Regions from separate parts of the Homo sapiens genome. Here region 1 is linked to region 2. Evidence: chromatin contacts called from ENCODE Hi-C or POLR2A ChIA-PET data. All regions are on one chromosome and are shown on one strand. Each heading gives the region's core, a stretch centred on a gene start or an enhancer-like site at or near the end of the contact. The rest is flanking DNA. Distances are from core to core; before and after follow the strand shown. Region 1 has its middle 18 kb from the start of COL18A1. Region 2 holds the start of COL18A1-AS1 (COL18A1 antisense RNA 1).

Region 1 (3,144 bases), core at 83-2,582, 38 kb after region 2:
GTGTCCAAAATAGCTTCAGAATTCCTTAGAGCCAGAGAATGCAGGGCTTCGGACAACAAAGACCTCTGGGGACAGGGCAGATGTCCCTGAGCCTGGATTCCTGCCTCTGACGTGACCTCCGACTTGGGATTCCCAAGACAAGGGTCAGTGTGGGATGATCCTTTTAAGGGAAGTGTCCCCCTTGGGGTCAGTGAAGTCGCTCCTGTGGTGGGGAGTGCTGTGGTGTAGATCAGGCTCGCCCAGCAGTCCCTCCAGTGGAGGCTGAGAGGCCTTCCCTCTTCTCCCAGGACCAGGGACAGTGTCCAGTGGACATGGAGAGAGCAGGAGGGGCGGGAGTGGCTTCCAGCTCCTGGCAGGGACCATGGCCAGCCCCATCCCCATCTCCAGCCTGGGCCTGGGCTGCTTGCCCATCGGTTGGGTTCATGAGGGCTCAGAGCCCCTGAAGTTTTCAAACACATCCTGATTCCCAAGAGCCGTGATTTGCTGTGTGACCTCGTTCTCCCGGCACATGAGAGGCATTAAAGTTCACGTCTTTCATTTCCTTTCATGCTCAGTTTGCCTCTGGTGAGCAGGGGCTGATTTTTGCTGTAGAACCTTCCAGCACAGACAGGGAGCCCATACACATGGGCTTGGAGCCCCATGAGGCTGCCATCACATGCCAGTCAGGGTTGTTAGTGTTGAGGTGAGAACACGCTTACGAACACACACATGAACACACACTCACATACTCCCACATTCACACACTCACGCACACACAAACGAGACACCAAAGCATGGCTCGTTCTGCCCCCGCCCAGACACCGTGTCAGGAAACTCACGTCTCATTGCTGTGACGCTGTGACGTCCACCAATGACCGTGGAGGTGCCCTGAGTATTGAATCTGGGTTAGGGTAAATGCTAGTAAGTAGGCAAATTTGCCCATGAATAATGAGGCTCGACTGTGTTTTACTTGAAGAAACACGTAGGAGCTAGAAGTAAATGGAACAGCATTCAGGAAGGCAACGCTGTTTTTCCTGAACTCACACAACATCAGGGTCCCAGGGTCCCCGCACCCCGGCTGCCAGGCCTGGCAGTTCTGGGCTGAGCAGTGCGTCTCTGAAGCGTCCCTGTGATGCGGCTTCTGCTGGTCTGGGTTCTACACTGAGAGAACCTGCTCTCATCGAATGGGTGCCTCAGGTCAGGCTCTGCAGAGAGCCAGCTGGGGACCTGCCTTGTGTGTGAGAGCTGCATGGAAGCTCCTGGCACAGCCCCGTGGCAGGAAGGGAGCGATGCAGGAAGCCCAGGGCCGTCTCTGCAGGCTGCAGCTTCTTCCAGGACAGCCTCTTCCTGCAAGTTTCAAAGTCAGTTTCTGTGCACATGAAACCGGAGTCAATGAGGCTGAGTTCCAGCACAACCAAGCTGCCCCCGTGAGGCTGCCTGATACCCAGATGTGTGTGTTTAAAAGAGACATAAGGCAAGATTTGTCACGGGATGAATCATCTTCCATGCTCCTAGGGGCAGCTAATTTTAAAGTAGCCAGGACTGTTTCAAGGTCACGGTGACCCTCGTGGGCTGTGTTATTGCAAAGTCAAACCGGAGAGAGCGTGAGAGCGTGTCCGGGACAGAGTGGATCTGTGGATGCTCCTGACTTTGAGAACGTGTCCGGGACAGAGTGGACCTGTGGATGCTCCTGACTTTTTGCACAGATGACGTCAATGTTTAGGCTTCCCTCCCGACGTTAGTGTCCACCTCAGCATCTTTCACTTGCAGAGCACGTAATGGAGCTGCAACCTAGAAACAAGGAGGTTGAGGTTCCTCGAGGTTCCAGTAAAAGTGCTCCTGAGAGCAGCTCAGGTGTGTATGTCCCCAGCCCTGGCTGGCCGGACACAGCCGGTGGGACAGGAGCCCGGCAGGTATGGGCCAGCTCAGGCCCAGCCGCTGCCTGCCTGGAAGCTGTGTGGCCTCCCCTGTCTGCCTGGGCTGGCCAGGAGCTCACATGGAAAGGGATGCACCTGACCCTGCAGTGCCGGTTCCCAGGGCAGTTGGGCGACACGCAGTGAGCTGCACCCTGGATTCCTCACATAGCTCAGGAGCCTCGGCGTGTGGCTCTGCAGAACCAGGGCCCCTGGAGCACACTTACCCGCAGTTTAAACTGCTCCTGCTGCTGGGGGGCTGGCCCTCTCCCACCCTGGGGTCGGCCGTCAGAGCCCTCCACAAGGAGGGAAGCAGGTACTGATGACATCTGGGGGAAAGATGGACTTTGGGGGTCGGCCCTCAGAGCCCTCCACAGGGAGGGAAGCAGGCACTGATGACATCTGGGGGAAAGATGGACTTTGGGGGTCGGCCGTCAGAGCCCTCCACAAGGAGGGAAGCAGGCACTGATGACATCTGGGGGAAAGATGGACTTTGGGGGTCGGCCCTCAGAGCCCTCCACAGGGAGGGAAGCAGGCACTGATGACATCTGGGGGAAAGATGCGGACATCTGGGGGAAATATCATGCAGAAAGTGGCATTCGTCTGCCTCGGAGTTGGCGTGGCTGGGTGGCGTGTTTCCCATGTCCCAGCCAGTGCGACTCAGCCCTCCCTCCGGCGAGGCACGCAGGCCTAGCACGCTGCCCGTGCGGCTCACGGAGAGGCAGCCACGTGTGGTGGAATCAGTCCACAGGCCTCTCGAGAGCCACGTCCACCAGCCTAGGACCCTCACTCGGCCTCAAGGCACTGCTAAAGGCCAAGGAGGGGTCAAGCCTGCTCTTCTGATCTAGACTGGCCTCCCCCGACCAGGAACACCTGCCTAAAAGCACCCCCTCACCAACAGGGAGGGCCCTGCCTGCGAGCGGCATGAAGTCAGGGTCTCCCCTGTTCCTCCCACACTTCTTCCCCACCCAGGCTCCCGCACTCCCTTGGGCAGGGGTGCTGGGCTGGGTGGATCTGCCCAGCTTCTGCCCTGCTCCACTCCCCCTCACTACCTCCCTCTCTAGCTCCTTCTGCATCTCCCCAACGCATCTCATCGCCACCCTCACCTCCACCTCCCTCCCTCGGCCTGTCTCTTTCTTCTTTATCAAGCCACGAGTGGCCTCAGATGCGGTTACAAACCTACTGGGGCTGGCAGGCCATGGAGACGGTCTATGACGCCAACCCCAGGTGCACACAGGGGAGCTGAGGTCCT
Region 2 (3,226 bases), core at 487-2,986:
GAAAAGACAGAGAGGAGGCCCCAGAATGGGCAAGTGTCTGCAGGAGGATGCAGCCACAAGCTCCCAAACCTGCTGGACGAAGTGGGCAATCAGCAGCACGTGCAGAGGGCGGACACTCCCGTGGTCTCACGCAAGGGCTGAGCATGCAGTGTCGCTGCTGTCCCGGCCAGGCCTGGCACCCAAGGGTTTCTGGGGGCTTCCAGGGCCGGAAAGGGACCTGCGCTCTCCCACTCAGGGCGTGGCAGGGTTTCCGGGGGCTTCCAGGGCCGGACGTGATGGGGGAGCGCTGCAGGGGTTTGGGCTTCTCCATCTCGGCGAGGAGGGTGTGGACGCCCGCCCGGGAGAGCAAGCGCAGCCTCGCCACGCTGAACCAGGGGCTGCCCTCTCCCAAAATAACTCCAGGCCAGGCTCGGTGGCTCACACCTGTAATCCCAGCACTTTGGGAGGCCAAGGCAGGCGGATCACCTGAGGTCAGGAGTTCGAGACCAGCCTGGCCAACATGGTGAAACCCCATCTCTACTAAAAACACAAAAATTAGCCAGGTGTGGTGGCGGGCGCCTGTAATTCCAGCTACTCCAGAGGCTGAGATGTGAGAATCGCTTGAACCCGGGAGGTAGAGGTTGCAGTGAGCCAAGATTACACCACTGCAGTCCACCCTGGGCGACAGAGCGAGACTCTGTCTCAAAAAAAGAAAAAAAGTAACTCGAAAGTCACTCAAACTAAATGCTGTCAATTCACTTACGCCCCAGCCAGGCAACTGTGAAAAGGTGGGGAAGCAGGAGGGGGCGGGGCGGGGGCAGTGCTCTCTAAAAACCAGAGGAGTCACACTCAGCCCCTTCCTGGGTTCTCATCCCACATGAAAGAAGCAACAGGGATGCAGGGATGAGGCCTCACGGTGCTTTGGGCAAGAAGGACAGCCGGCCGAAGTCAGAATGAAGTTTGCACGCACAGATGTGCTGTTCTAACTTGGGATAAATGTGGATCTCGTGAATCCCGAGAGCCCTTGGCGCTCTGGCTTTGCTTTGGAAAACAGTGTCCCCTGCCAGACCACCCTGGGGAGGATGGGGGTCACCACAGGCCCCCAGGGATGTTTCCTTTCTGCTGCCCAAGTCCAGAGACCAAAGGCCCCGAACCTCCCCCTGAGGAGCCGGGGAGGCTGGACGACGAGAGGGACCCTCTGACTCCAGACACAGGACCCCACCTTGTGCAAGTCTGCAGCCCAGCTCCACACCTCACAGGGCAGCCCACGGGAGGTAGCTGTGCAGTGTTCATGCAGGAGGGTGTGGGTGAGTGGGGTTGTGACCCCTGCCGTGACGGTTTTCAGAGGCCTTGGGCCACCCGAGGGTGAGGCAGGGGGTCCACCTCCATGCACACCTCTTGGGGGACAGTTGCAGGGACCCCAGGGACCCGCTGACTCTGTGTCAGCACCAGGGTCCTCCAGGGGAGCCCAGTCTGGGGCTCTGACAGGCGTGTCCAGGGAGACAGGTGGACGCGGTCACACTGCACTCACAGCACACACACACACACGGCCGGGGCTCCAACAGGCGTGTCCGGGGAGACGGGCGGACGCGGTCACACTGCACTCAGCACACACATGGCTGGGGCTCTGCGCAGCCCAAGACTGGTGTGAGGAAGGAGGCGGTGGGTGGTGCTGCCCACCCATTGGCTCACAGGCCCAGCAGCACCGATGGAGAGGCCGCGATGCCACAAGTCAGACCCACCCCGTCCTCATGAGACTGACTGGCCCCCGAGCCCGGGGCATCTGAGAAACCTCCTGCGAATGGCTACAGAGGAAATTTTCAGGTGCGAGAGATCTGAAGAAAGTTCTGGAACCCGCGCCTGGACCGGTTTGGACCCTCAGTGGAAACACATCAAAGAGAAGGAAAACCAGCTGGGGAAGGATCCTGGCAGCGGTGGCTCAGGTCTGGGAGAAAGAGGCGCGGGCGAGGCAGTGCCTGAGCAATGGAAACCGACGGGCAGGAGGCGGGAAGGGGCTGCGCCACGGGCCTCCCAGGGTCCCCACGCCACTGCACACCTAGGACTGAGGGAGGGTCAGTGGGGGCCAAGGGCTGCCCCGGAAGGGAGCCGGTTTTCAGGAGCTTCCAAGCTGAAGGGCAGAAGCCACCAGGACCTGGCCCAGCGCTCTGGTCCAGGGTCAGGTCACACCTCTGACCAGGGATTGGAGGCTGCAAATTGGAGGCACCACTGGCCGAGTGCTCGCGAGTTCTCCACTGGTCAGGTGGGCCGCAGGGGCCTTGGGGGAGCGCCTTGGCACTGTGGGAGGTGACCACGCAGGCTCAGGCACGGCTGCCCTGGGGGTCATCCTCTGTGGGGCACCTTGGGGCAGGTGTCTGTATCCCGGGAACCCTCGCCCAGAGACCCACGGCTAACCCACAGCAGAGCTGCGCTCCAGGCGTGTTTACCTGCGCCACACACCTCCTCACCTGGCTCTCCGCCCTGCAGAGAGGGCCTCCCACTGCTCCCCAGCAGAGCCCTGAGCCTGCCTGTGCCCTGGGCCTGCCAACACCACCAGGGCCCACCACAGAGGCACAGGAAGCCTGGGTTTGCTCCTGAATTGCCGTGACTGCCACCTCCTCCACCTGAGAAGGTGTCCCTGTGTCACTGTGGATGGCGGACCGGGCACTGCGGGAGGTGGGGTGGCCTGCCAGGGTCCCGACATGAGGCCTCCTTAAGCCCTACCCTCCCCCCAGCACCAGTGCCCGGGACCCTCTGCAGGGACTGTTTCCACCAGGGCCCCGCAGCACTGCCCAGCACCCTGGCCCGGCTCCGTCTGCAGGACCTGCTGGCAGGACAGGCCCCTGTCTGTGCATCAGAATTCACTGGGAGGCAGCTGCTCCTACAGCCTCAGATTCCAAATCCAAATGCCCAACAGGAGGGCCCTGGGCGAGCAGCTGAGTGCGTCAGGCCTCTGCCCCCAGGACACTGCAGAACCCTGCTCCAAGAGGGTCTTAAACTGGCCAGTAAGGGCTCCAACTCAGAACCACGGAGTCTGCAGGACGGAACTGCCTCCACCCGGTATGGGCAATGCACTCAGGGAGAAAACCAAGCTATCCTCCAAACACTGGGGAGCTCTGGCCGGCCTCCTCTGTTAATATTTGACTCAAGCCTGAGGTACCTAATTCAGCATTAACTGGAGTCACTCAATGGCCATGAGCCCCTTGGTTCCGCAGTAACTCAGGTGGGGGTGGGGACAACCTGGGCTGAC

What was found. A loop is a pair of places that touch in the nucleus more often than their neighbours do. ChIA-PET counts read pairs that join two places held with the same protein, here RNA polymerase II (POLR2A). Pooled maps may share reads with other maps.
Region 1: a loop to region 2 is called in a map of IMR-90, with 5 times the contacts of the local background. The contact joins the enhancer-like site here to the promoter of COL18A1-AS1 in region 2. A Hi-C loop is called at or near these places in 37 of 168 maps with a recorded cell type or tissue (Caco-2, IMR-90, K562 and 17 more) and 24 of 50 pooled maps. POLR2A ChIA-PET finds 5 or more read pairs at or near these places in 3 of 52 experiments (A673, HepG2 and K562).

Annotation. Positions count from the first base shown.
Region 1 is chr21:45,385,339-45,388,482 of GRCh38, reverse strand. No RefSeq gene overlaps it. Among named protein-coding and RNA genes, the nearest start is that of COL18A1, 18 kb to the left of the region's middle. RefSeq lists an enhancer at 1-73. Within about 2 kb of position 1,332, at least 13 of the 41 ENCODE cell types and tissues checked have a DNase peak (open chromatin) inside an H3K27ac peak, as active enhancers do; they include PC-3, adrenal gland, ovary and 1 more, where a contact is called at or near this core.
Region 2 is chr21:45,423,580-45,426,805 of GRCh38, reverse strand. COL18A1-AS1 (COL18A1 antisense RNA 1) reads left to right here and starts at 1,736. Exons shown (of 3, transcript NR_027498.1): 1 at 1,736-1,922. All of the region lies in intron 2 of COL18A1 (collagen type XVIII alpha 1 chain), which reads right to left. RefSeq lists a silencer at 1,849-2,058 and enhancers at 1,517-2,115, 2,116-2,713.